Regions from separate parts of the Homo sapiens genome. Here region 2 is linked to region 1. Evidence: read pairs that join two places in POLR2A ChIA-PET (ENCODE). Cell type or tissue: Caco-2. All regions are shown on one strand. Each heading gives the region's core, and the rest is flanking DNA. Links, peaks and the distances in the headings are about the cores only. Region 1 holds the start of DNAJC18 (DnaJ heat shock protein family (Hsp40) member C18). Region 2 overlaps PURA (purine rich element binding protein A).

Region 1 (13,426 bases), core at 1,743-4,242:
AATCCTCCTGCCTCAGCCTCTCAAGTAGCTGGGACTACAGGTTGGTGCCATCATACCAAGCTAATTTTTGTATATATATATTTTTTGGAAGAGAGGGGGTTTCACTGTATTGTCCAGGCTGTCTAGTTCCTTAAGGTAGATTAGGTTACTGATTTGGAGTCTTTTTTAAAAAAATAAGCATTTAGAGCTATAAATTTCCTTCTAAGCACTGTTTTAGCTGCATCCTATACATTTTAGTACGTCGTGTTTTCATTTTCACTCATCTCAAAGCATTTTCTAGCTTTCCTAGTGATTTATTCTGTGACTTGCTTGCTTATTAGGAGCTTGTAGTTTAATTTCCACATATTTGTGAATTTCTCAAATTTCCCTTTGTTTTTGATTTCAGAGAACATACACTGTATGATTTCAATCTTTTTAAATTTATTGAGGCTTGTTTTATGACCTAAGATATGGTCTATCCTGGAGAATATTCTATGTATCCTTAAGAAGAAAATCGTTCTGTTGTTGTTGAAAGAATGTCCTGTAGATGTGTGTTGTGTCTAGTCGGTTTCTGCTGCCTCTCTTAAAGTAGAAGCAGGGTAGTCAGTTCATGTTATACCCTAATATTCCACTTCTATTCAGTCTTCCCTCTGAGGTCAAGAAGCTAGTATGCCTCAATTATCATCATCATCATCATTATCATCAGTCAATACTTACATAGCACATCCAGGCACTCTTCTAAGCACTTTCCATAAAATCACTCATTTAATCTCACCACATGCTCACCTTTGTACCCCAAGCAGCTGTTCCTCACTATACGTGGAGTTCCCCTCACCCTGCCGGGTCTGAGTCCACTCATTCTCAGACTTCTTTTCCTTTTGTGCCTTCATGCAGTTACAGCAGCCACAGGGGTCATGACTCTCAGGAGGTGTGTCTTCTGGGTATTTGTTTCTTCTAACTGCGTCAATGTAAGCTGCAAACAACAGCCCCTCCATTAGGTCTCCATCTGACCCTGAAAATCAACTTTGCAACCTGCCTTTCCTCTCTGGGAGGCTGCTCGTAAGCATGAGAAGGTAAGCATGATGGCCAGGGCTAGAGGCGTCATGCTGACTTTTAAGCACTCATACAAAGCTGAATAAACATGTTTCTCTGTGGTCCGTGGTCAGAAGAGACACTGCTCGTAAAATAGTATTTTTTGTTGCAGTGCCTCCCACCCCTAAAATTTAAAGTAGAGAGGAGTTCAATTCTTTTACACTAACAATTATAGAACTAATATATACCAAGGAACTTGGCTAGAAGATCAAGAGGGCGGATGGGTAAGATCTACTCCTGACCACAAAGAGGTTAGTTTAATGCAAGCTTGTCCAACCCGCGGCCCACAGGTGGCATGTGGCCCAGCACGGCTTTGAGCTCAATACAAATTCGTAAACTTTCTTAGAACATTATGAGGGCCGGGCGCGGTGGCTCACGCCTGTAATCCCAGCACTTTGGGAGGCCAAGGCGGGCGGATCACGAGGTCAGGAGATCGAGACCATCCTGGCTAACACCGTGAAACTCCGTCTCTACTAAAAATACAACAAATTAGCCGGGCGTGGTGGCAGGCGCCTGTAGTCCCAGCTACTCGGGAGGCTGAGGCAGGAGAATGGCGTGAACCCGGGAGGCGGAGGTTGCAGTGAGCCGAGATCGCGCTACTGCACTCCAGCCTGGGTGATAGAGCGAGACTCCGTCTCAAAAAAAAAAAAAAGAACATTATGAGATTTTTTTTTGCAATTTTTTTAAAGTTCATTAGCTGTCATCAGTTAGTTATTTAGTCGTCAGTTAGTGTATTTTATGTGTGGCCCAAGACAATTCTTCTTCCAATGTGGTCCAGGGAAGCCAAAAGATTGGATACCCCTGGTTTAAAGGGAGAAGATTCAATAACAACACCTGCAGAATGTAAAGAGGGTCATAAGCAATACAGTCAAAAGGGGCAGAGCACTCATGTCTTCTCTGGAGGACCTGAGAAAGGCTTTAACAACATCTTTCTTCCGCTTAACATCCCTCAGCTACCTCCACCCACTGCTCCTGGACAGTCTTCCTCTAAGTCGGCCTGGCTAACTCCGACGCATCCTTCTTGTCACCATTTGTAACACTTTCTGCAAGAAACCTCCCTTGACAGCCAGTCTGCGTTAGGTACCTTGTAAGTGTGCTCTCCAAATCCCTGACCTTGCTGTGTAGCCCAGGCGTTTTGTATTATTCGCCCGTTTTGTAATTGGCTGTTCAGTCGTCAAACTCTCTCAGTGGGCTGCGAGTTTTGTGAGCTAAGGGACCCATGTCAGTCAAATCCCCACTGCAGAATCAGCATTAGGCGGGGCACACAATAGGTATTGGATCAATATTTTTTGCCTGACTGTAGGGTGGAAAAGGCTGGTCCTGATGCCGGCTGGAGCGACATGATCAAACAGGGACTGAAGGTCAGGTGGCCCAGTTAGGCGAAAGATAAGGGCCAGGTTAGCAAGCTGCGGAGAGACCGCAGCACCCCACGGGCCCTCCAGTCACCTTGGCATGGGCGGGGCCTGACAGCTGCGGGCCCTGGGCGGGGCACGGGCGGGGGCGGGGCTGGGGGCCGGAGGCAACAAGTCGTCACCGGTGACTCTGGGCTCGCGGTCGGTCCCCAGCTTCCCTACCCCATCCGCAACCCTACTCAGGCTCAGCATCTTTTCACAGGCCTCTATCCATCACCTCAGACCCAGGATCTCAGCCCTTGTGCGTCTTCAGGATCCTCATCCCTGATCTCTCCCGAAGGCCGCCCTATCCCTCCTTCAGGCGGGGACCTAGTACCTTCCGTCCAGCGCTCCCCGCTGCCCAGAGTCGCCGCCATATCGGTTCCCAATCAGCAGGTCCGCCGAGCCTCCCCCGTGCCCGAGGCTGAAAGAGAAGGGGGCGCGGAGCGCGGGGCACGCTGGTCATTGTAGTCCAGTCCATATGAGCTCCCGGGGCACTGGACTACAACTCCCGGCAGGCTCTGCGCCAGAGGCCGTGGGAGACGCAGAGAAGTGCTCGACCTTCGTCAGGAGATCTGTGGAAGAGTGCTGCTGCCAGCTGCCAGCTGCCTGCAGCACGGCTCTTGGCTTTTCCTCATTTGTAGAGTTGGGATAGTGGCTTCGGCCCTGCCTAACCCTAGGGACATCCAAGGAGGGGCGACTGAAGTCCTGCCTGGAAAGGGCTTCGCAAACTATAGGCTAGAGGGTGACAGTATGACTATTATGCTCCTCAGGGATGTCTTTTTGAAGCATACGCTAATGCCTGTTCTGTGCAGTCAGTGGTAGGCCCTGGAGATTCAGAGATGGGTTTTGGGGATGCGGAACCCAGCCTTTGGAAGCTTGAGTCAGGAAAATAGAAAAGTGATGTAGATTTATGGGGTTGGAGGGCAATCTCAGTATGTCCCTACTGCCCCAGCTCCTCAGGCACTGGACATCAGAGGGTATCGGGGTGGAGAAAGAAGACATGGAAAGGTATTGGGGCCGGCATGAAGAGCCTCCATCTTTGCTGTTCCTGTCCTTCCTCCAACCCATCCTACTCCAACACCCCTCTGACACTTTTCTCCTCTCTTCCAGTCTAGTTATCTCTTTAGCCCATTCGTTTCTTTTCTGAAGGACCAGACATTGAGATTAGTAAAAAGGAAATGAGGAAATAAATATTCTTGCTGTTCCTCATCCAGGTATGGATGGAACCTAGCAAAGAATAAAAGCAACACTTTCTTCATAGGTGGATGGCTACAGTTCATCCCCAAACAAAAAATTACCCAGAATTAACTGAGGTCTTACCCAAGAAGACCAAATCAATCATGATATCAACTAGCACCTACTTAGGCAGTTGGGGAGAGATGTATATTCCTGGACATAAACTTGGAAGGGTAAAAGCACCAAAGGGCATGCAGTTCCAGCCCTTGCCTACAGTCATGGCCCTGGCATCACTGACATTATGCCCACTTAAGAACTCAGAGAACGGCCGGGCGCGGTGGCTTATGCCTGTAATCCCAACACTTTGGGAGGCCGCGGCAGGCGGATCGCGAGGTCAGGAGATCGAGACCATTCTGACCAACATGGTGAAACCCCGTCTCTACCAAAAATACAAAAATTAGCTGGGCATGGTGGCGTGTGCCTGTAGTCCCAGCTGCTCGGGAGGGAGGCTGAGGCAGGAGAATCGCTTGAACCCAGGGGGCGGAGGTTGTAGTGAGCCAAGATCGCGTCACTGCACTCCAGCCTGGGTGACAGAGTGAGACTCTGTCTCAGAAAAAAAACAAAAAACAAAACTCAGATAACAAGGCCTTTCAAGTGGAAAAAGCACTGGTCTAGAAGTTGTATAGGTGTTATATTAATAGCTGGGGTTTTGCCACAAATCATTGCGTGATCCTGAACATCTCCTTTTTCCTTCTTCTTTGGCCTCAGTCTCATCACCTATAAAACGAGAAGGTTGGATTCAATTAGTAGTTTTGTTTGTTTGCTTTTTGAGACAGAGTCTTACTCTGTCGCCAGGCTGGAGTGTAGTGGCATAATCTCGGCTCACTGCAACCTCTGACTCCCTGGTTCAAGCGATTCTCCTGCATCAGCCTCCCGAGTAGCCGGGACTACAGTCGCACGCCACCATGCCCAGCTAATTTTTGTATTTTTGGTAGAGACGGGATTTCACTATGTTGGCCAAGATGGCCTCAATCTCCTGACCTTGTGATCTGCCCGCCTCAGCCTCCCAAAGTGGTGTGATTACAGGCGTGAGCCACCGCACCCGGCCTCAATTAGCGGTTTTTAAATTGAGGAATCCTTAAGGCTTAATGTGCAGATGTCTCTGGAATCTTCTATTGAGGAGTGGGAGCGGGGAGGAAGGCATAGCAGGGAAGGCACTAGCACCTCACCCTTCTTCAATCAAAGAAGCTCTGTTTTTTTCTGTTTTGTATTTTGTGGTCTACTAAAGGAAAGAAAACCTACATGTTTGAAAACTACCAAACCAGTTGACCACTAAAGGCTTGTGTCATTTGTAATATCAGTTTCTCCTGGAGCACTTAAAGTCAGTGTTCTTCCCTCATCCCCACCCCCATAAGCACTGAGAAAGTAACAGTTGTCTAGAAATTTGGTCATTTTCACTTAATTTAGGAGGAGGAATTTAGCATAGTGGTTAAAAAATCTGCATAGGATTGCCGTAGGATATAGTAAGATAATGCTTGCAAAGCTTTTAGCACCTCATCTGGCATGTAGTATGTGTTTAATAAATGCTGACCACTGTTATAGACTGGCTCAGAGGAAGAGAAACCATTTTTTATAGTTTGACATTGTAAATTAGGAGCAAAGGGGTATATATGGGGTATATCATAAGGTCCTGGATATAACTAACTGGACCCCATTCCTGTCTATCTGGCAATCATTACCTGCAAATAAGACAAGAAGCAAAACACTACCAAAAAGGGCTGGGAAGTTGCTTGTCCATGTACCCTAACCCCTGAATCCAGCCACTAAAACTGGTGATTTTCTCCCTTTCAGAAACAGAAGAAGATGGCAAAAGTGAACTAGTATGAGAAGGTTTTGGGTCATCCTAAATCCAATGAATTATGGATGTCCTTAAACTTGAGAGGCAAAGGAGGCCCCAGAACCATGAGATGAGTCAAAAGCTCAGCTCTAGGACACTGGACCTATGACCAGCTAACTAATCCACGGAGCAGTGTACTCACAGAAAGCTGGATCCTGAAGGTCCTTCTTGTGCTCTGCAGCTGAGGGAACTGATCAGGGACATCCATCAGGTGGTTGAATATAAAAAGGAAGTTCTTCTGGTTTGGGGAGGCTAGACCGCCTGCTCTAGAAGATGGACAGCTGAGGGTGGGATAGACCTTGGAGTCCAGGGGCACAGGGAAAAGGTCTGGAGGTACTACCTGGAGATGTTAGAATACCATGAAGTCAGAGGTGTTTGGCTGAGAGTGGGCTGTTAGAGCACTGTAGGGGTTAACTGGATTGAGAGGAGCAACTATGAATTATGAGACTATCTAGGAGCAGAGCCTAGGTTCAAGAGTATTGGACAAGATTTGGGAAGCTGGGGCCTCTTCCCAAATCTTAGCTGCTGTCTGGTAGCTAAGCATCCTCTCTCCTCATGCTCTGAAACCTTACATCCCCTTCTTTTCCAGACTTCTTTTCATTTACTTCTAGAACAGTAACAAAAATGGTTTAGCATTATGACCTTCTCAAATATTGCCAAGTATCCACATGTATTCTTCAGTTTGTTTACACCTCAACTAACACTTCTGGATGAATTTTTTTTTTATGATCGCATCACTTGGACTAACGCGAAACTCTAAAGCTCAACATTAAGAATACTTCTGTGACAGTTTTTGCTTAAACTCATCAACTAGTCAGCAAAAATAATCCTCACTGTAAAGTTCAATTTCTGTGTTTTGTAAAAGAGGAAGCTGTGGGCCCAAAGAGTATAGGATGGAGATGCCAGTCGAAAAGGACCCACAGGAAAAGTGAGAGGGTAACTGGGAAGGAGATAAGGGAAGAGAAATTGGGGTCTCCAAGGCAGTTCTCAAAGAGAAGGAGGTAGATGTGGAAAGAAGTTTGACGAAGAGAGAAAGGAGGACATCCACAAACCCAGGAAAAGACTGGTGGACAGAATCACACAGTGTTTTCCAGCACATTCAAATTTAATAGAGTAGTACTAGCTGGGCTTGGGGAAATTGTGTGCCAGAACTAGGTCAAGGGGGCCTGCAATGATCCTTCATCTGCTAAACCATTTTACCTTAGGGCCAGCCTCAGATTTCTCTCAGTTTTCTCCACTTACTTTATTTTTTTGAGACAGGGTCTTATTCTGTTACACGGGCTGGAGTGCAGTGGCGCTATCACAACTCACTGTAGCCTTGATCTCTTGGGCTCAAGCGATCCTCCCACCTCAGCCTCCTGAGTAGCTGGGACCACAGGCACATGCCACTATGCCCACTATGCCTGGCTTTTTTTTTGTTTGTTTTTAAGATATGGGATCTCACTATATTACCCAGGCTGGTCTGGAACTCCTGGGTTCAAGCAATCCTGCCCCCGGGGACTTCCCAAGTGTTGGGATTAAGGCGCCTCCACTTACTTACATGTTGAACTGTAATGGATTCTTGCTGGTGATACTGAGGTCTGTCCTGTGCCCTATATGATTGAGATGCTGCCCCATCCAGCCCTAGAAGAAAGAAGCTGAGTAAATGATCCTCCTGTCCCACTGGGCCTGTGTGTCTGTGCTGGTTTATTGGTTGCCCTCCCATAGGATGAGGGAAAAAATGAGAGAAGGACATTCTGCAGCTAGCCCCCAATCCCCGCCACCTGTTCCTGTTTAAGGACCACGTAGTCCTGTGTGAGAAAAGGGAGGAAGTCATCTTGTAAACAATCATCATCCTGTTGTCTAGACATGAAGGAAGAGATAGGGTTTCAAGGAAGCTGCAAGGGCTGCAGAAGGCTGCACTCAGATTTCCTGTCAGAGGTGGCATCTTGGATTTGCATAAATAGTAGGCTCCTCCAGGAGAAACCTCTCTATTAGAGTTTGCTCCAGAGCAGAATTCAGCATTTAATTCATCCTCAACCCCTTCCCAAAGGATAGAGTTACTTAGCAACAGGAAAATCCACATGGCTTATGTGGTACTGCGGTGTCAGTGTCAGGGTAAAAGCCTTTCAATCTCAAAGATTATTAATACCAGTTGTCTCCCTCTTCCCCCACATATAAATACCTTATGACTAACAGCTTATATACGCAGGTCATTGCCCAGAGTCAGAGGAAAATGTGTGGTTTTATAATGAAGATGACAGCTGAGTTACTTAGAATGAAGCCCCATGTCCTTGACCTGATTAGTCCAGTATGATGAGCAGCTGTACTCAGTGCCCATGGCAGGCAGAATAACAACAGCACAAACAGAATCCTAGACATTGTTATGTCACCTGAGGGGTTCCATCCCAATGGTGGATGTTGGACCAGAAGTGGCTACTAAGTCATGTGCTGTTGGCTGTGAGATTTAAATCAAATATATATGAATTATTTAAAAAATACTAGCCAAGGCCGGGCATGGTGGCTCACACCTGTAATCCCACAACTTTGGAAGGCTGAGGTGGCCGGATCACCTGAGGTCAGGAGTTCGACACCAGCCTGCCCAATATGGTGAAATCCCATCTCTACTAAAAATACAAAATTAGCCAGGCGTGGTGGTGGGTACCTGTAATCCCAGCTACTCAGGAGGCTGAGGCAGGAGAATCACTTGAACCTGGGAGGCAGAGGTTGCAGCGAGTGGAGATCGTGCCATTGCACTCCAGCCTGGCAACAAGTGTGAAACTCCACCTCAAAAAACAAAAAACAAAAAACAAACAACTAACCAGGTGTGATGGCTCACACCTATAATCCCAGCACTTCGGGAGGCTGAGGGGGGAGGATGTCTTGAGCCCAGTAGTTTGTAACCAGCCTGAGCAACGTAGCAGGACCTCATTTCTACAAAAAATTTAAATAAATTAGCCGGTTGTGGTGGCACACGTCTATAGTCCCAGCTACTTGGGAGGCTGAGGCAGAAGGATCATTTGAGCCCAGGAGTTTGATGTTGCAGTGAGCTATCATTGTGCCATGCCACTGCACTCCAGCCTGGGAGGCAGAGCCAGACCCTGTCTTCTCTCCCCTCAAAAAATACTGCAGTATTGCTTTCGTAGGTTAGGTACCCCACAAAATAGACTCTGAGACGCTGAGATTTGCATACTAAAGGTTTCTTAGTGAGCACCCCTGGAACAACAGCTATGAGGAGTAAGGGAAGTAGGAATGGGGGCAAAGGAATTGAGGCAAGGGGTCCAGGTCTTCATTCCCACTCTTAGCCCCCATCAGCCAATCATCAACCAGCCAACAATCCCACAGCTGGGGAACAAGCGCCTTGATCCTGAAGTGGGACCTGGGTGCTGGTGCCCTACTCCAAGCTGTCTGCTACAATTGCTCACTTCCCAAGTATCTCCATGTTTATTATCCCATTTTACCTAGCCACTAGCCTGTGAGGTAGCCAGGGCCAGGTAGGGCGCATTCTTCCCTGTTAATACACAGGAGAAATGGAACTCCTGAGAATGTGAAAGGCTTGTCCAGAGCTGCCTGCAACTTGTCTCTGGCTCTCACCCAGAGTGATCTCTACTTAGCACATTGTATTCATTTTTTCCTACGTCCAGAGTCTATAGAACTGTGGAATGTAAGAATGAGAAAAGATAGTGAAGGCCAAGTCGTCCAGCCAGCTCACTTTAAAACCCGCCAGGCATGGTGGCTCATGCCTGTAATCCTAGCACTTTGGGAAGTCAGGGCAAGAGGATCACTTGAGCTCAGGAGTTTGAGACTGGCCTGGCCAACACGGCAAGAGCTTGTCTCTACAAAAAATTTTTAAAAATTAGCTAGGTGCAGTGGCTCATGCCAAGAGTCCCAGTTACTTAGAAGGCTGAGGTAGGATTGGTTGAGCTCAGGAACTCAAGGCTGCAGTGAGCCACGATTGTACCACTGCACTCCAGCAGTGGTACAAAAAAAAAAAAAAAGTAAAGATATAAGAGAACAGGCTTGGAGGAGGGGGACAATTGCACCCAAAGTCTGTGGCAGAGCCCAATCTTATGATCAGATTTCCTTCACCCAAGAGCCAGTTTAGATTACCTAGGAAGTGCTGGGCACAGTGTGTCATGCAGGAGCTACAGACATGGGCAGGTTACAGGCCCTGTCCTAGGGGATTTTAGAATACAGTAAGTTCTCTTCTCTTCTCCTTTTCTTTTTTTCCTTCCTTCCTTCCTTCCCTTCCTCCCTTCCTCCCTCCCTTCCTCCCTTTTTCTTTCTTTCCCTCTCTTTCTTTCCTTTTCTTTCTTTCTCCTTCCTTCCTTCCTTCCTTCCTTTTCTTTCTTTCTTTCTTTCTTTCTTTCTTTCTTTCTTTCTTTCTTTCTTTCTTTCTTTCTTTCTTTCTTTCTTTCTTTCTTTCTTTCTTTCTCTTTTCTCTTCCTTTGTTTTCTTTCTTTCACATCTTACCCTGTCACCCAGGCTGGAGGAGAGTGGTGCAATCAACCATGGCTCACTGCAGCCTCTACCTCCCAGAAGCAAGTGATCCCCAGCCTCCTGAGTAGCTGGGACCACAGGTATGTGCCACCACACCCTGCTAATTTTTGTATTTTTTTGTACAGACAAGGGCTTGCCATGTTGCCCAGCCTGGTTGATATGGTTTGGTTCTGTGTCTCCACCAAAATCTCATCTTGAATTGTAATCCCCATAACCCCCAAATGTCGAGGGAGGGATCAGGTGGGTGGTGATTGGATAAAGGGAGTGGTTTCCTCCATGCTGTTCTCATGGTAGTGAGTGAGTTCTCATGAGATCTGATAGTTTTATACGGCAGTTTTTCCTGATCTTGCTCACTCTCTCTCCTGTTGCCTTGTGAAGAAGGTGCCTGCTTCCCCTTCCATCATGATTGTAAGTTTCCTGAGGCCTCCCCAGCCATGCAGAACTGAGTCTACTAAACCTCTTTCCTTATAATTACCCAGTATTTCTTTATAGCAGTGTGAAAATGGTCTAATACACTTGTCTTGAACTCCTGCCTCAAGCGATCCTCTGGAACCTTGGCCTCCCAGAGTGCTGGGATTACAGGCATGTGCCACTACGCCCTGCTCACTCGGTTTCTACAGTCTCATTTTAATAATTTTAATGAGACAGAGGGGATGAAACTTGTTGTTCTAGCCTGTCTCTCTCATCACCTTGAGAAGTCTGAATCAGGAAAAAATAGCATATTGTTGCTTCAGAATGAGTAAGCTGTGTTCTCCCTATGTTCCAAATTGCCAATTAAGTTAAATACTCCCGAAAGACACACATGGATGACTCCTCCCTTGATTTTCCCCAAGATTCATTTCCAGACTAGTGTCATGGTAAACATGACTAAGACTAAGAAAGCAGACACCTCCTTTCTTTTCCTCCTTCTCTTTAAATGACTTTCCAGTACTTCTACAATCTTTTATTCTATATTTGGACACAAGATAACTGTTGTATGGGGTAAAGTGGGTGGGGTTTGTGTTGATGAAGTCACAGACCTATCTTCACCGCAAACCTTCCCAGGGTTCATCCCATAGCTAAGACCAAAGTGATGCATGTCTACCCAGGGGCAGGCAGAGGACATTTGCCCTTTTCTCATTCACCTCTCCCCAAGAGGTGACTTAGGAACTTCCCTAAGAAGTTTCCTAGTCAAAACTTCTTTCTTGGTGACGACTGGTCACTGTTTACAGCCCCTTGTTTCTCTCCTCTATTGGAGTGGTTAGTCAGTCGCCTCAACCCTACTAATAAAAATAAACCAGGTGATACTCTGGTTTCTCTTCAGATCATATAAATCTTTCACCTTTTACTAAAGATTCCTGTGGAGAGTTTTTGAGTTTTTAGCTAATTTTTTGAGCCTTTGCTTTAGCAAGGCTAGTATAAAGAAGAAGAAGAAGGGGGCGAGGGGGAAACAATGGCTGGGTGTGGTGGGTCACACCTGTAATCCCAGCAGTTTGGGAGGCCGAGGCGGGTGGATCACTTGAGGTCAGGAGTTCGAGACCAACATGACCAACATGGTAAAACCCTGTTGCTACTAAAAAAATACAAAAATTAGCCAGGCATGATGGCACACGCCTGTAGCTCCAGCTATTTAGGAGGCTGAACCAGGAGAACCACTTGAACCCTCGGGAGGCAGAGGTTGTGGTGAGCCAAGATCACGCCACTGCACTCCAGCCTGGGAGACAGAGTGAGACTCCATCTCAAGAAAAAAAAACAAAAGCAACAACAACAAAACCCAGGTGAACTTGATAAAACCTGACACAAAGTCCCTTCTATCGACCATCCAAGTTTCTCAAAGAGCTGCCCATAGGGGCAGAAACCTGCATGTATGTCTGTTCTAGGAAACAAGGCCCAAAAGCTGCTAGAACATACTGTTAAGAAATGTGCATGGGAGCATAGACCTTAAAAGTAATTAGACTGCAGGCTAGAAAATAATTTTAATGCAAAGTAGAAAGTATCAATCCACCTCATCACTTTCCTTGCTCTCTCTCTGTCACCTCCTCTTTCCTGTGGCTCTGAGGAGGTGGGAGAAGCAGGCAGTATTTCCACAGCAGCTGTCCATACAGGAAAGAGTCTCCCCTGTTGGTAGCTTGCTCCCAGATCTGGGGCAATGCTAGTGTCCTTTAGATCTAGAAGCAGACATGAAACAATAAAATAATTTACATGTGGTTCATTGCCTCTACTAATTCCATCTCTTCCTCCTTGTAGTCACAGGGCAGCTGCATCATCCTTGGACTCATGGGGACCCAAAGTTGCTTTTAAAGAACCTGCAAAATAAATGCATAATGGGGAAGGGTGAACTTTTTAGGATTGGCAGGGTACAGAAGAGGGGAGAAAAGCCAGAGTCTTTGAAAGTATCTCCTTTCTGGCCTGAAAGTAGGAGGAGGAAGGGAAAGGTGAATTTGGGGAAGGAAGGCAGGAAACAGAAAAATGTACCTTCTCTGCTGAGAGACTTTGTTTGCCATTATTCATGTTGATGTTCTTCATGGAGATAAGGGTGATGCTGTCTTTCTCTCCATTGGCTGTGGAGCAGCTGGGGGAGGAAGGGGGTCTGGGTTAAAGAGAGGAGGAGGGCAGGGCAATGGGGAGTCAAGGAACTGTGAGGTTGTTGAGCCTTAGACCTTTGTCTCAAAAAATCTATATTTTGGTGGTGGATCATGATGAAATGCGAGTGTGCTTTGAAGACCGAAAGACTGCATTTATTTATTTATTTAGAGATGGAGTCTCGCTCTGTCGCCCAGGCTGGAGTGCAATGGTGCAATCTCAGTTCACTGCAACCTCCACCTCTCGGGTTCAAGCGATTCTCCTGCCTCAGCCTCCTGAGTAGCTGGGATTACAAGCACGTGCCACCATGCCCGGCTAATTTTTGTATTTTTTAGTAGAGACAGGATTTTACCATGTTGGCCAGGCTGGTCTTGAATGCCTGACCTCAAATGATCCAGCCATCTTGGCCTCCCGAAGTGCTGGGATTACAGGTGTGAGCCACTGCACCTGGCCAAGACTTGCATTTAAATTTTGGTTTTACTACCTACTACTTGTTTGATCTTTACCAAGTTACAACCTCTATTAAAGCCTCAATTTTATTTTTTTAGTTTTTATTGAGAGGGTCTTGCTCTGTCACCCAGACTGGAGTGCTGTGGCACGATCACAGCTCACTGCAGCCTTGACCCCCTGAGCTCACACAATCTACCTGCCTCAGCGTCCCAAAGTACTGAGATTACAGGTGTGAGCCATCGCATCCGCTAAAGCCTCAATTTTTTTTTTTTCCCCTTGAAACGGAGTCTTGCTCTGTCACCCAGGCTGGAGTGCAGTGGCACCATCTCAGCTCACTGCAACCTCCGCCTCTGGGTTCAAGCAATTCTCCTGCCTCAGCTTCCCGAGTAGCTGGGAT
Region 2 (16,607 bases), core at 1-2,500, 680 kb after region 1:
CCCCAAGCACCCTCCCAAACCTTGTCTTCCCTCTTCTGTTGCATCCTTTCCCTACCCTTCCCTCCCAGGTGCTCGGTACTTTACCTAGTTTCTATATATCAGTGTTTTATGTTGGAATTTTTCCTTGTTTTTATTTTACTAGTTGGTAAACCCTGTTTATGCTGAAACAAATAAGGAAATGGTATATTTGACCATATGTGTTATTCATAGAAGACAGTATGATCAAATGTGCCAAAAACAAGCAAACAAAACTTAATTCCTGAGAAGTATGCCTTATTTTTATTGATCTGCTTTGTCTTACAATTAAGGTCCAAGAGCTTGGTTAAACTGTATTATTTGCCTAAGTATAAAAGAAAACTTGAACTGCATTGCAATATTGACGTTCTTTAAAATGAGAGACACTGTCAAGTAATTTAATCCAGAGATCAGCCACCAGATTTGAAATGCTTATGTATGTGTGTGTGTTTGGAGTTGTTTTTTTCTTTTAAATCACCAAATTTTTTTTAAGCTACTTTTTATTTGTGCCTCCTATTTATCATGCTGATGTTAGAAGCAGCAGTCATCCAGCCACAGAGGGAGCTAAAGTTAACTAACCAGAACTGTAGAAATCATTATACATGCCTTTGACAACAAAGGAAGTTCATAAGAAAAGCCATGTCGGCTTTTCCTCTACTAGATACAGATTGGAGGTAGATGAATATTTGCCAAATGGAAAAAAAGACAATGCTAGTCAGAAAAGACAAACTGTTTTCCAGCTTCTCAAAAAGCCATGGAGAGTAGAAACCAAAACCAACAGGGAAATAAAAAACCTTGAAAGTCTCACTTTCTAGTTGTCCCATGCAGGGGTTGAAATTTGATTCCAAGCGGAAAGTATATTATGTTTTTTCAGGCCTTCACATCTAGAGAGATGGATAACTTCCAATTTGATTTTTCAGGTAATAGAGAAAGCTGCTAGTAATTTTAACCCCTGCCTAAAGAAGACATATACTTCATTTGGGAGCAAATACTTATTGCCTTGAAAAGTAGCACTGTAATAGCCTATGATAATTAGTTGTAGAATAACCTTTATCCCTTTCAAACTATGCAAATTATTAAATAAGTGTAAATTAGGATTCAATTAAAGATAGTTGATTATATTGCAATCAGATGGCATTCACAAACTTAACTGGAGCATATACAAATATATTAGTCTAAGTTTTGTATGCTAACAGAAAGATATAATTTAGCTACCTATTCTAAAAATGGTGAATATTATTAATATTGTATAATAGGAGTGGGAAGACTGCCTCCTTTTTTGAAGAGAGAGATTAAGGATTTTTATAATTGTTTTTCATCAAATTTTAATATTTTTGTCAAATTTTTAGGTATTTAATTTGTAAAACAGTTTGCTTTGTACTGGCATACAGAAAATAGGGTATTGATTTTAAACTTTTTGAAGCCAAGTGATCAAGTACATTTGTAATAAAAGTCAATGGATCTATATCAGTTGTACTCACTGTTTTCATTTCTTATTAATATAGGGATGCTGTACTTTTTCTTAAGGAAAACTGAATTAAATTTGGGTGGAAGGGAGGGGGAAAAGATAAATCCGTTGATAATGAGAATCTGGGTGGGTATCATGGCCCAAGCACTTTATATCATTTTTTAAGTCAGTTAAGATTTGATATATTTTAAAAGATACTATGTCAACTTTTTTCTTCCTATTTTCTTATGTAACTTGACGTTTGGGGGGATTATCTCATTCATTTTTGTTTGTGTGCTTTTAACATTTTGTGTTTTGGCCCTGTTCAAACTTTCTAAACACATTTTTCTTTTATGACATTTTGGGTTATCTGCTAGACCTGGTGACCCCACCATATGGGCATGATTATTTTTATCTTCCACACATGGTTCACCTTCTTGTCTACAATATTCCCACTCATTTTTTCAGGTTATATATACACACACATTTCCAGATAATTTTAGAATGGGGCTATCTGAAATTGATGGTCTAGTAGCTTTCATAGCTCCACAATTCATTTTATTTTACATGTGAACATAATTTTAAGATTTTCTTCACCATAAAAAGTGAGATACCAAGTCTAATGACTTTTTTCCCTTTTTAAAATCTTTTGAGTATCAGAATGAGACCTTGCTATCTATGTAAAAGGATGCTAAAACAAGGGCATCTGTAGCAACTTAGGTTTGGAATAGTTGGTGATGACTCTGAGTATAACATTTATAGTTTATTATCCCTAAATTTGAATATCTTCATAATTTGGAGAGAGATGTATACACACACATACACATATATATGTATATATACATTGTGTGTGTGTATATGTATATAGATACACACATCTCCTTGAGAGTGGAATAAGTAGGAGAGATAATTTATTGGAATTGCTTACATAGATAAATTCACCAAAGTTATTTGTGTAGATTTGTTAAAGTGTATCAATTTTTAAATCACAATATTTCTGTTTTCTTCATTGCATATTAACCAAATTTTGGCCATTCATAAGTATGCTATAAAACTAAAGTGATCACTGCTATTCACGAATTATTATAGAATCTTCTTTGCAGATTTTGTGATATATTAAGAAAAGCTGATTTTAATATTAATATTTAAGAAGTTATTTGATCCTGAAAACCTAAATTTAAGGTATAGGCCATTTGACACGTCCTTTTTGAACAGAAATTTCATTACAGGCTAAGTGAAAATAAGCCAGAATTAGCATGAGTCAGGTAGAATTTCATGATAAAAGAACAACCAGATGAAATAAGAAATAATGATTGGTTTCAAGCCAATGAATCTGCTAAGCTAACTACCAAGTTTTGATGTTGAATGGTCCAGGCAATTTATGTCTTTAGGAAAGCTGAGTGTGGCAAAGGTCACTTGTTAACATTTTTCTTAACAAGAATGTCATAACTACTCATTCATTTTTATTTTGTCCCCACGTTTGGTATTTGTTTTGTTTTGTGTTTTTCCTTCCTGATGTCCTTTGCTTTTGTGGAAGATTGTCCTGTTGATAGGCAGAAACATGGTGGTGATCCTCTATGTAAAATATAGTTGCTTCTTACACATCAGAAGTATTTCACTCATTTTGGAATCACAGGATTTTCATGTTTTCATAAATACACACATTGTTTTGATAATTATTAGCAATTAGCTTATTTTGTAGCATTAGATGGAAAAATGTTTAAGCTAAAGAGTTTAATTTTCTTGATTTTGGTTCCACTTTAATAATTCAAGAGGCCTCCAAGTTCAAGGACCAAGTCCTTCTATTTTAGAATTGTGAAAAACATGGAAATACTCTTGTTAGTGTGTGTTTTGGTCTAAGGTAGATTATTAACACAGAAGGATCCTAGGAGGATTTAAGAAAATATGTCCTTATCGTGAAGTGGCAGTTAAAGTTATGGGACAGGTGAATTACCTATTCATCTTGACTAGCTCAAACAATGATAGCCATCAGCTAATGACTTATCAGACACATGTTGAGTTTGGGTCAAACTCCCATTCAGCTGGAGTGGATTGGCAATTTTAAATGCAGGTAGTTGGTGGTGGTACTTGACCTACCTCCTTACCATGTACATCTGGCATCTTCTCTCTCCTATCCTTTTTCTTTGTTTCTCTCTCCACTTTTACTCTTGCTGTAGGCCTACCAGTGGCACTCAAGCTTACTTCTTCAGAGAGAAGTAAAGAAATTTCTGACTCCTGCCTTAGAACATAGCTAACTGATGATCCAGAACAATTTCAGTATTATGAGGTAACTGGGCAGTTTTTTTCTGATTGCTATTTTCCCCATAGTCTTAAGCTGGCAGTTTGAAGGTATCTAAATTAATGTTAAGAAACTTGTGAACTGAAGAGAGTAAGAAGTATGTGTATTTTAGGTAAGTTACTGGGAACTGAGACTTACTGGTTTGGAAATTGGAGAGTAGGACGAGGAGAGCTGTTTAATGTGTTTGTGGATGGGGGTTTGAGAGGTATATAGAGAATGGTTTGGAAATAAAGTGAGAGGAATTTTTACTAGAGGTAGGAAAAGGTACTATGATGGAGTCCGAATGAGAGTTATTTGCTAAGGAAATGAAGTTGATCTTCACTAAGGAAGTTTCAATAAAGCCAGAGAAAATGGGTCCCTCATTGATTATGAGAAAGCTGTTAGTTACTATAGCTAGAGTTATGATAATGATCATGCATTATACAAGTCTGTTTTCATGTATAGGATGTCTGCTTTTCTGGGACAAATTAGCACAATTGTGGAATGACAGCTTTTCTGGTCAAGGCAAGTGGATGCTGGGGAGTTATTATTTTGAGGAAAAGAAAATTTCAAGCTTTTCACCATTATTCTTTTTAAACTATCAGAAATATTTATCACACATACTATCTATTTTCTTGGGCTCTTGTTACAATGTAGTTTACCTTTACTTTTCAAATGGTCCTTAGATCAAATTATTTGATTTTGTACTCCACAAAGACACATATTATTCCTTGCTTTTATAGAATTTTGAGACTTTGGCCCACACAAATTTCTTAGAAGACAATAAACCAGGTAAAAACACTAACTTGCAATTTTAGGTGTCTTTTTTATTTCTTTTACATTTGCATCCGTAGCAACCATTTAACCTTGTAGACCTTATGAGGCCCTCAATAATACTGTATTTCTAAAATTAGACAACATACCCCCCAAACTCATGTTTCTGTTTCCCTACTTTCTCTCTTACTTTAAAATTGTAGTATTCCCAAGAGTTCAGTGGTGGCAAATGTTAATAAAATAAGTTAGTACATTTTGGAGGTTCTTATATCCTTTGTAGGGTAAGCTGATAGTGTTTAGATTTCTGTTCCCATTATTCCAGTAGTGTTTTAAATTATTTAAGATAAATAATTACTGTAATGTTTGTTTTTAAGTTACATAATTCAAGTATGTTTGGATTAACTCTTTGTTGTCAAATTTAGTATGGATTTATTCCTGGTGATTTGGACAGATTACTTTGAAGTTTCATTTTACTCACATCTCTATATATTAGTGATAAAAATCTCTTTTAAAAATAGCAAAAAAGTGGTTCTGATTTTGTACTTTGAAGGTAATTTTTCTTTTTTACGAATGTCAGGTTCATTAACAATAGCAGGATTATTTTTACTATAGCTTATTTTGTAGAGTTGGCACTTTAGTATAATTTTCACATTTTATTGTGTCAGATTTTAAATTATAATAGTTATATACTATAACTCATTTAAGTCAATGCAAAGCCTTCTTAAATAGCCCCTCCCTTAGAAATTTGTTTAAAAAGAAGTGAATTCCCAAACCTGTGTCAAGAACTTGTGATTTAAATGACTGTGAGACAAGTCCTTGAAAGGCTTAAGTCTAGTCAGTGGAGATAAATGATAGCCCATTTCCATGCTGCATATAGTTGTTAGGGTTTATAAAGTTGTCAATGTGTAAAAGTGCAAAAGCAGGAAAGACTAAAGTTGCCTGTAAAATTTCTAGTTTTCATTATTTGCACTATTTATCTTTGCACTTGATTTTTTGAAAGTTAAGGCTAGTCACTTTCACTTTTGTTTCTAGTCTTTTCTAATTTCTTGCAGAATTGTGTTTTCAATATTCCACCCAAAGCAAAAATTATATGCAATTAAAAATATTTTATAAGGCCAAGAAAATATTTCTTAATGTTAGCTGTATAAAACAAAAATTTGTTCTGATAAAATTTTTAATATGGGCCTTTATTTGCCAATAAAATCCTTTGTAAATGTGAGCTTTATTAAACTGTTTAAATAGACAAAGTTAAAGCTTAGGATAGGGAATATATATGTATGTGTATATGAAATGATGTCTTCGAGTTTTAACTTCCAGCCTGAGATGGCCTAGATTTGGTGTGTTAGTTTGTTTCACTGAAGTCAGTGAGATAGGAGTCTAGCTGGGTACATGCTTAAAAAGCTGGAAGTGAAGTGGGTGGCAAGTGGCAGCTCCCTCTTTCATGTAGTTTTCCATAATGTTCATATAGTTTCCTTATGGTCTAAGTGTTACAACTGGTTTTCAAGTTGTTATATTGAATATTCCTTTTTGGAATTCAGGGTTGAATCACTTTGAGGGGGAAGGGAAGCAAGGGCAAGAGACTTTATTTTAACCAGATGCGGTCTTATGACCTCAAAGATGTGCTCTAGAAAGAAAATAACAAAAAGTGTACCTGTGAACATATTTTTTGTCTTGGTGATATTATGCAACACAGTGTTCAGAATTGCAAAAAAATTTAAAAATTGATAGTTTTATCAATGGAACAGAGAGATGTGTTTTTGGCTAAAATTATTTTTTGTAAGTTATTTGGTTATTTCATTTTATATTCCCTTTCCCATAGCTTTGTACACACCTCATACTTAAAACCAAGTGAGAGGCCTCTTTTCAGATCTGGTTTATTTTTGGAATGCCTGAGTGTGTTTCCAGATTGGGGGGGGAGAGGTGGTGTTTTACTTTTTGACATGCTCTTAGCATGTTTTGCTAGTCATTCTGGATCTTATGTTTGCAAATTCTGTTGAACATTCAGTGATGTATTTGAAATGAGAAAGTCCTTTATAACATAGTGTGAATGTTTGTGGCCAATTCAATTGTGGAATCTTATGGCTTTGTTTTTACTTTGGGTAGAAGTTTAACTTCCATTGTTCAGATTTTAGGTTTATCTAGTGAAATTGTGCCAGGTAGTTGTCTAAATATGGACCAATTTTGGGAAATGAAGATTAATAAGTGTATATTTGATTCTAGATAATCCTTTACTCAAAATCATAAGTTAAAGATTCACATCATTAAGAGTTATCTAACTTTTATGTTGTCAAATCTTTAAATGTGGATGATATTCAGCATTCTATCTATGAATTTCCTTTAGGAAAAGAGAAAAATTCAGTCTCCAAACCTTTTCTTGGAGACAAAATTTACCACATATCGAAAATGAAAAAAATTTAGAAAGCGATTTGATTATTTTTTAATGGAGTTTAACCAGCTTAATTAATGATTTTTCCAGTTTGAAGCACTTATTTTCCCAATGTGAATAAAGGGAAAAGATCAGCAATTTGTCCCTGGCCTTTTTCGAGGCCATTTTTAGTTTTCTGCCCCCATTTCCCAGTCCTGGTATAAAATGAATTACGGGTATCCCTCTAAGTCCCTATAACCCTTTTTGGGGGTCACAGATATCTTTGATAATCTGATGACAGTGTGATGGATCCTCTACCCAAGAAAAAAAAAATGCCCATCCCTGGATAATTTTGCATACAACTTCAGGGGCATCACACATCTTCTGAAACCCAAGTTAAAGATCTCTGCTCTAAGTAAATTGTAGAGAATTTTAGTGCAAATCGTTGATAAAATTAGGAACCAACTATTGGCTTAAAACCTTTCATATTGGAATTATTGTTAGATGGTGGCCCCTACTAGCAAAATGTGACATTGCAACCAGCTTCGTTAGACATTATAACAACCAGAGAGAAGGGAAAAAAGCAAAGTTCTGAAAGCTATTTATAAGGAGTCAGGGCATCTCTAGACATGGGAGCCTTCCTGGTTCAAGGCAGGGGTCAGGGTGCCTGACAATTTCTAGCAGGGTAGAGTTTGATAAACCACAATGCTCAGGATGCCAAGGGGTTAGCCATTATCTTAACCCCTTCCTCACCAAAAGATTTTAGTTTTGTCTGTTGGGAAACAAGATGTCACTAGGGAAAAAAAGATTTGCCTTACAACTTTGCTGGAACACATCAGTTTGGTGACGTTGGGACACTAGTGTTATTTTTGAGAAGGCGCATAAAACCAAAGTAAATTATTCTCTATGTAGAACATTTATTTACTAGTAACATTTGTTTGCGTGTATTCGCTTTGACAATTTTTACCAGTAAATATTGGTTTTATTTAAAACTGGGAATCCAGTTGATATATAGGATAGTTGATACATCTGTTCTTTCCCCCATGTAAAGCATAGTTAAAAGATTTATGCATACTTTTTACTTTTCTCTCTTAATGCCATGGGGTGGGGAGGGTGGGTGGGGGAAAGATTTTTGAGTCTACAACTGACAAAATGTCTTCTTCAAATTAAAAAAAATTGAGAAGCAGCACTTTAAGTCTAACTCTACACCATTTTATTGCATGTATTAGTTTTATTAATGATTTTTGGTGCATGCCTTTGGGCTTATTCAAAAGTGTACAATAGGAAAGTATATTTCCTTTCTTAGAAAGGAGATGTTTTCTACTTTGCAACATGTGATTACAAAAATCTTCCTCTGTGGGAAGATTAACCATGTATTGAACTACTGAAAAGTATATATTTTTAGATATACAGAAGGAATCTACATGGAGCAGCATTCAGACCTATATAGAAGTCATAGCATTCTGTATAGGACCAAAAAGGAAATAACATTAAACACTTAAACAGACGTTGTTGGGTAGAAATACCTTTAGATCTTGCATTTACTTCCAAAAAGAAAAAATGCCACAGAAGTTTGCTGAAAACTTTTGTCGTTTGAATTTTCTCTGTCAGTGTATTTAGCCCAAATACAACAGCTTTGGGTTAGCACACACATAAGAATCAAAAAAACAAAGCTCACTAAATAAATCAGTCTGGTTTGCCAATCCAGCTTGACTGAAATAAGTAAACCAATCACTTGCAACATGAAAAACTGTCCAACTCCTCTAAGGTTCTGACAAAATAACCTTGGCTGATGTGGGAAGACTCCCACTTTGATTACTGACCTGACAGTGAAGATTCATGCTTGACATGATTTCAGACTTGACAATGTCTGTTTAAGGAGCTATGGTACAGTTTGCTAATTCAATCCCAGATACCTGTTGATTACCTGTGAGATCTAGAGTCCAAAGTAGCCAGCAGCCATATCCCTGAGTGCTCTGTGCCCATCAGATATCTTAAAGTAAGCAGGGTTGGGACAGGTCACAGCTTGGATGATTGACCTCAGGTGCCGTAGACAGCCCCAGATTCAAGAATTGTATCTGCTTTCTTGGCAGTCGTCACTGAACTAATGTCCCATACTGTGTTACTTACTGTAGATGCTCTCTTTTAGAGGAGGCCCAGAGCACACATCCTAATCGCTAGCGGTACTCAGAGAGGGGGTGCTAACTCTGATGCCCTGGCCAAATTCCAGTTTAGGGATGTGGGTCTTCTTCTTGTCATTCTAATTGGAAATGTGCATCACTTCCCATTTTTCTTACTGATCTCAGTGCAAACTACACTAGTCTGTTTCTTTGCCCTGGTCTCAAGTCTCTAAGACGCTGGTGTGTATTATGTGGGCTAAGTTCATGTGTTATCCTAAGGCACAAGAGTTGAGGAATGGGTGAGCTTGGTGTCAGAGCACTGTGTGGTTGGAGGGTGGACTCTTGTGATGCTGTGGGGATGAAATTGGCCCTCTTTTAGCATAAGTTGGGGAGTGTGCACTGGCTGGAGGCTTCCAGAGGCTTCCAGCCATGAGGTGTGAGCTGAAACCAATTTTTCCTCTTTCCTTATAGCATGTTGAGAAAATCTGTTGGGTTTTCAGCAGTCAGGGAAGGCCGGAGTTCTGCTTTAATCTGGGTAACTGAGGCTAATATGAGCAAGACTTTGGTTAATTAACTGGGTTCTCAGATGCCACAGACTCCGTGAGAAGTCACCATTATTTTCAATGGTTGTGATAGAATTTCCCCCAGTAGCCATTATTTTAAGATTATATTGCAGAGTTGCTTTATTTTGAGCTTTTTGTGTATACACAATCCCAAACTGGAAGAAATTTTAAAAAAAGGAATCCTGCTGTGAAAGGTATATATTACTCTAGATTTTTCTTACTGTAAATATTGTAAGATTGTAATACTGTCGATATTTTATTAACCAACAAATGTTAATCTATGTGAAATCAGACTTATTTTAAATGTGCTTCTTATTTACTGTGTGTGGTCCCTGTTGCTGACAGTATTAAGTTATATTCTGATGTAAGATTAACTTTATTAAAGAATGTAAACATTAATGTTTCCTTATGGGAAAACAAATAAAGTATAAAGAAGACAATTCTTTTCATTGAAATATACTGTGTATTTACACTTGCTAGACCCAGCACCACTTATAAATTTAGTACACTGTTCAGAATTTTAGTTAACACAGCTGACATGGTTGTGCTCTGTTTGAAAGTCTAAGAATAGGTATTGTTGGAATATACAGTTTGTATTTGTCTGCTGTGAATCATAATCTTGAAATTTCTAATCAAGTTTGTAAAATTTTTATAGTGAAACATTTTAATGACAATTTAAAAATTTATCTTCTCTAAAGAATGGTCAAAACAATATCCTTTCAGAAATAGAATTGTTCTTTAATATCTTTCCAAAATGACTTTGGTTAAATGGACCAGATGTATATTAGTTAAAATTTAGGACTAAGTTGTTGATATTCTTTGAGTTTACAAGTTAATCCTTATTGGAGATGTGCCAATATACAGTTAGAATATCATTAATTTGCACTGTTTGGGGACCCCATTTAAGAATGCTGAATTTTGCCAACTAAGAAGTAAGCAAATGCAATTTAAAAAGTAAATTTGAGCATTCTGTATTAAATATGTGCAGTTATTATCACATGAAGAAACGCAGTGTGTCGGGCTGTAATATTACCATATTTGCTGTCATGTTCTCCCATCTCAGTGCTGGGAAATCACCATGTGGAAACCAAGCAAACGTGTTGTGCATCAGCCGGCTTGAGTTTGTTCAATATCAAAGCTGAAAACTAGCGAGGTCTGCTGTACTGCTTATTGAAGTATTGTGATTATTTTAGGCATTGATTCTTACAAAATATATACTGTAACAGTATACTTTGTACAGATTTAAATTTTATTTGAAAAAATGAAATAAAGTAGGCAAAAAAATAAAGATGTTTATTTTTCATGTGACTGTATAATCAGATCAGTCTTTTGTTTCAGTGCTTTTTGGGGGAAGGGGTCTGGTTGCGATCTTGGATTTTTTTTTTTTTTGATAGGTGGAAACTTTTTAGGACTCAGTAGCAGGTATACTTATGCTTATGAATTGGCTGCAAGCATTAAGTGTGCTCTCATACTAGAGAACTCTATCTTCTATTTTATTTTAAGGTAGGTTTGCTTATTTTTAAAAATGTTATGTGAATGGCCTCCCTATCCTGGCATACTGGGTCATTTAAAAAATTCTCTGGTGGTATGACAGTGAACCTAGCCATCATGTTGAAGAGAAGGGAAACCTTTTCCCAAAGATCATGCTCCATTCTCATGGAAGGTTTTTTGTTTTCTGTCAGTTACAATAAAAAAAATGTAATTATCATGGATACATACTAGTTATACATACTTATGGGGTACATGTAACATTTTGAAACAAGCGTACAATGTACTGATTAAATCAGGATGATTGGGGTATCCATCACCTGAAGTATGTATAATTTCTTCGTTTTAGGAACATTCTAATTCCACTCTTAGTTATTTGAAATATATAATAAATTATTTTTAATAGTTGCCCTATTGTGCTGTTGAACACTTAGAAAATAGAGGTTGCGGTTTAAAATCTCTTTCAAAACTGTTTTTCTAGTGAGTGGAATGGCAGACAGTGAATGAAGCTACCAATAAAAACAAGACACAGGAGCCATCCCTCAGGATAGTTTCAATGGGGCCTTCTAGAAAAGTAGATTATCTGACCAACAAGAACCACCCATTTTGACCTCTAACTTAAAAACCAACAAAGGCCTCAGAAGCCTCAGGTATATATTTTCCTCAACCTTTTTAAGTAGAGTTTGAAGTTTTATTTGTAGCTTTCTCCTTTTATTTTATCTTTTTTTTATGTTTTCACTTACCTTCAGGCTGGATATGAGGAATGCCTGGAGCAAGTAGTTCTCCAAGATACCTGGCAAAAATCACACTATGAAAAATCTCTCAATTTACTTAAGTATATACGACAGCAGTTATATTCTAAAACTTGATGCATGTCCATAGGCCATCTCAAGTTCACATTACTGCAGTTCCAGGCTTCTCTGGGGGAATCCCAAGAGAGTTCATTATGAGTATTGTTTTGTTGTTTTCTTGCTAAAAAGGCCCTCCTTGGCTGGGCATGGTGGCTGAGACCTGTAATACCAGCACTTTGGGAGGCCTAGGTGGGCGGATCACTGGAGGTCAGGAGTTGACCAGCTTGGCCAACATGGTGAAACCCCGTCTCTACTAAAAAATACAAAAATTAGCTGGACGGTAGTGCACACCTCTAGTCCCAGCTACTTGGGAGGGTGAGGCATGAGAATTGCTTGAACCTGGGAGTTAGACATTGCAGTGAGCCGAGATTGCACCACTGCACTCCAGCCTGGGTGACAGAGCGAAACTCTGTCTCAAAAAAGAAAAAATAAGTAAATAAAATAAAAAGGCGCTACTTTGGAGTGAACAGAAGGATGAACTAGCTTCCACATATGACAACCACCAACTTCAATAAAAATAATGGAGAAACTTTGCTTTCTGAAAACTGAAAGCTGAGAGTGCCACTGTTGTAGAGAGGTAGGTGGGATGCCTAAGAAACTTCAGTTTCCCTAAGTTCTAGGGTGCCTCTGATTTGGGGGGTACACACAGAAGACAGGTGGCTACTTCCTGAAGAAGAGACCAGATTCTGCTCTCTTCTCTGCAGAGATCAGATAAATCCTTGGGTCCCTGTCCGAGAGAAGGACTCAAGCACAGGAGGTTGTGGTGGAAATTCCAGCCATGATTTACTCCCAGCAAGTATAAGGGAGTGAAAAGTCAGGAGTCAGGCCCTTCATCTTTTAAAGACTCCGAAAGGACCATGATTAAATATGCCCAATGGTCAGTTGGACAGCAAGAGGCCCCGAGGTGAGGTCCTACTGAAGGGCTACAGGAGGAGCATCCCAGACAGCCAGGTCGGAACTACACGGCAATGCTGGTAGGGCCATGGGGAGCCCCTCAAGAAAGGAACCCAGCATGCTCAAACAGAACTATTTGTCATTTTTCTTCAGTCTTTCTTTTCTAAGATGTAATTGGTGGTCTCTTCCTACATCCACCTCCAATGGATGTTAACTTTCATTTAACCATGTGGTATATCATTTATTTTGGTATTTTGCATGGCTTTTAGAAATCCTTTGTTCCTAGTCTCAGTAACAATTTATTTCTAAGCAGTCAGGACTGTTTTATCTTGGGTACTGAGTTTTGGAAGAGGTCCTGCTCTTTCAGGACGAGAGGAAAGAGAGTTCTCTTTTCAGTGTTTGCCTCCTAGGTCACCTCAGGGCCGGCACACACCTCCACTGTTCTCACTTCAGCAACCCCACCCCACCCCCGCCCTGCCTTCTAGAACTTCAGGAGGAGGAGCCACAGTTTTTCCCCTGAAACTGGGGATTCTACCTAAATATTGCAAATCTTCAGAGTGTTTCCAATGACATTGATACAATTTTCCTACCAATATTGATTTTCATTCACTTCGATTTCCTCACATCAGGCTATTTGGCACTTAGGTTGGCAGTGAGAAAATGTCACAAAACAGACTCACTGAATGTTGCAAGGCTTAAAAGAATAGGATATCATTACCTTACAGCCAGCAGGGGTGTCTAGTTAACCCCACCATCGTAGGCATCCTGGCTCTCCCTGCATGCTCATCTCACACCTCAGACCTCTGTCAGCCTTCTGTGGAGACTAGCAGTAGCTGTAACATAGCTCCACTTTCTGTTTCTGGCAGTGTCACTTAGAGTGGGTCTGTACTGCCACTATCCCAAATTTCTTCATGCTCACCACACTTTATTTTTTAAACATTGAGTGCTTAAATATTCAAGGCACCAAACTAAGCATTTTACCTGTGTTATTTTACTTCATTCTTACTATAACTCTATGAAATAGGCACTATTATTACCCTCAATTTATAGATGAGGATACTAAGGCACAGAACGATTAAATGACATGCATAGAACTCCACAGTCAGGATTCAGGTCCAGGTAGGATGATGGCAAAGCACATCCACAGTCTCAATCACTCTAATATGTTGCCTTCTCTATGAAGTTGCCTCCTCATCCCTTAATTTGTAGGGTCTCCCTGACTTTGACTTTGCCCCACCTAAGGATATATGTAGCTGAGTGTCAAAGCTAACGTTACGTGGAGCAAAGGAGGATTCTTCTGCATAGCTCAAAAGCCACACTTCCTGTTTCAGAGGTTGATTCATGAATGAATCCACATTTTCATTTCCCCCTCCCCTTTCATGGGGAATGACTTACTCAGAGCAGGTCTGAAGGAAGCTGGCAGATGGCCCTACCAGGCCTCTCTCCACTGCTCTTGCTTAAAGTAAGCACAGCCCTGAGTACTATTCCTGCCTCTTCCCGCCCTTACCACAATGACCTGATCAAAGGGTTCTGTGAATGAGGCTCTTGAATTCTGTCTAGTTGAGTTGATTTCCTTCCTATGCCCAGCTTCTATCCCTTAGCAGACACCCTTTCTTCCTTAGAGCAGGCCTCCTAACTGAGCCCATGTGGCTTCAGACACAAGTTCAACAAGTATCAGGAGATAGTCTCTAGGAGAGGATCTGGGTCTGCCCAGATTCTCAAAACCTCACTGTTCACCAACAATTGGTGCAGCAATTGGATCAGCCAGAGAAAGCCATGTAGTTTTCAGCTCAGTTTTGCTTGGGCTTTTAAGTTTCTGGAGGCATTTTCCTGCACCCTATAAAATGCTATTTCCCAGATGTTTCCTGACCTCAAGGAGAGGTCCAGAGTCTGTAATTCTCCAGGGGCTTCTTCCAAAAATAAAATCTCAAGTTCCTTGGGACTTAGGGGTAGTTTCAAGGGCTATGGCATCTGTTGGAACTCCTGTCTGAAAAGGAAAGATCATAATTTGAACTTGAACTCTTCGTGGTTTTTGGTATCCTCTAAAGCAGTGGTTCTCAAAGTGTAGCCCCTGGGCCAAGCATCCCCTTACATTCTTGGGTCCCACTCCAAACCTACTGAATTAGAACCTCTAGGGCTGGGCCTCAGCATCCATATTGTAACAAGCCCTCCACGTGATTCTGAAGCACACTAAAGTGTGAGCACCACTGCTCTCTAAAGCAAAGGTTCTTTATCTCTTTTGGAGTTTTAGGCTTGAGAATCTGATGAAAGCTTGAGGCTCTCTCAACTGCATCACAGATTCCCCAAAGGTCCAAGTTAAGAATCCTTGCTCTGGAACTTAGAGCTTGTCTATCCGTCTCTGGCTTCCACCTGCTCTAGCACCACTACAAGGAGGGGTGGCCACATACTCCCTGTTTCTCCTTTCATCTGTGCACTGTTGGATGTCACTGATGGTGTGCATTCCCTGCACCAGACAGCACAGGGATAAGGGCTTGCTACTCCCTCTATGTGCTGCAACTGTAGCCCATGTACTCTAAACAAAAACGAAATGCTCAGGCATGGGGTGCCAGGTTAGGAGTCCAGGACCAAATAGAAAAGTGATTTCTCCTGGACCTAGGAGCTGTGTGTTGGAGCACAACTGCTAAAACTGCTGAACTTCCTGTGACAGTCCTGGCTGGGTTATGTTCATGATAGCCAGAGCTTTGTCATCGGCAAGCTTTGGTCTCCAAGAGAACTCCCAAGACAAGTCCTAGATTTTTATTTTCTAGATAAAAGCATCTCAACTTGTACCTTCTTAAGCTGTTTTCACCCGAGTAGTCAGTTATTTGGCTCTGAGGGCAGTGCTCTACTTTTTCTCCACAGTCATTCTTGGGCCATAACTTGAAGTGGTACTCAGAGCAACTTCATTGGGAAAAGTTCCCTACTCTAAATTCAGGGACTCATAAGAAGGAGGTTGACTCTGAAAAGAGTGCCTAAAGCTGCAGAGCTTGGCTGCCCTCTGGCTGGTAGAATGCTTCCTTATTCTGAGAGGTGACCCAGGGAAGAAAGGCCTATGTCTTCACTCTCACTTTATACATCTGAAACAAAAGCTTAATCCCCTTACAAAACCCATCCTCTCCCCATCTTAGTCCTTCCCGTTGCAGTAAAGGGCACCACCATATACACATCGCTCAAACAAAAAACAAAGAGCTGGTTCCACATTCTAGTTTCTTTCACCCCTCATATTCAGACTATATCCTGTGTCTGGCCACACCTCATCACCTATACCACTGGCACTAGCTCAAGTGATTCTCAAACTTTAGCCTGCATCACCTAAAGGGATCGTTAAAACATATACCACTGGGCTCATCCCAAGTTGCTGATTCAAAGGTCTGGGGCAGGAGCCTGAGAATTTGCATTTCTAACAAGTTCTCAGGTGATGCTGATGCTATTGATCTAGGAACAACACCTTGAAAACTACTGCCCTAATCTATCATATCCAGAGTGTCCCTATGTCCCACTTTGCCAGAGACCATCTGGTTATGCCTGTTGTCCCTGCTTAATTATTTGTAGCACCCCTGTTTACCTGCACAACTATCTTGGTCTGGATGACAAATGATGTGGGCACCAATTTTCTCACCTAACAGCCTCCTCACTGGTCCCCCTATTGCCATGATTGCCCTATGTAATCCATTCACACAGTAGCTAGAGTGATCTTCTAAAAAGTACTAATTGGATGATGTCACTCCCTGCTTCCCATTACACTTAGAATAGAAGTCTGACTCTACTATGGTTACAAGGCCTCTATGATCTGGCCCTACTTAACTCTCCAG

The links. Peaks named below come from ENCODE experiments on the same cell type or tissue, not always from the same donor. Only the 100,000 strongest peaks of a DNase experiment are listed, where the experiment ranks them.
Region 2: POLR2A ChIA-PET joins it to region 1 with 5 read pairs; 3 of 35 experiments call an interaction of 5 or more read pairs at or near these places.

What each region holds. Positions count from the first base shown.
Region 1 is chr5:139,436,607-139,450,032 of GRCh38, forward strand. DNAJC18 (DnaJ heat shock protein family (Hsp40) member C18) reads right to left here and starts at 2,919. Exons shown (of 8, transcript NM_152686.4): 1 at 2,800-2,919; 2 at 766-952. The coding sequence starts at 2,839. ECSCR (endothelial cell surface expressed chemotaxis and apoptosis regulator) reads right to left here. Exons shown (of 10, transcript NM_001077693.4): 9 at 12,472-12,568; 10 at 11,954-12,302. The coding sequence ends at 12,294. It also overlaps the pseudogene RNU5B-4P. RefSeq lists enhancers at 989-1,489, 2,790-3,289, 10,863-10,942 and a silencer at 2,477-2,586. In Caco-2, for the core only: no CTCF peak of the experiment used is centred there; DNase peaks (open chromatin) are centred at 2,555 and 2,945; H3K4me3 peaks cover 1,321 bases.
Region 2 is chr5:140,117,935-140,134,541 of GRCh38, forward strand. It overlaps PURA (purine rich element binding protein A), which reads left to right. Exons shown (of 1, transcript NM_005859.5): 1 at 1-7,685. It overlaps IGIP (IgA inducing protein), which reads left to right and starts at 8,003. Exons shown (of 1, transcript NM_001007189.2): 1 at 8,003-11,458. The coding sequence starts at 10,543. The coding sequence ends at 10,704. In Caco-2, for the core only: no CTCF peak of the experiment used is centred there; no DNase peak of the experiment used is centred there.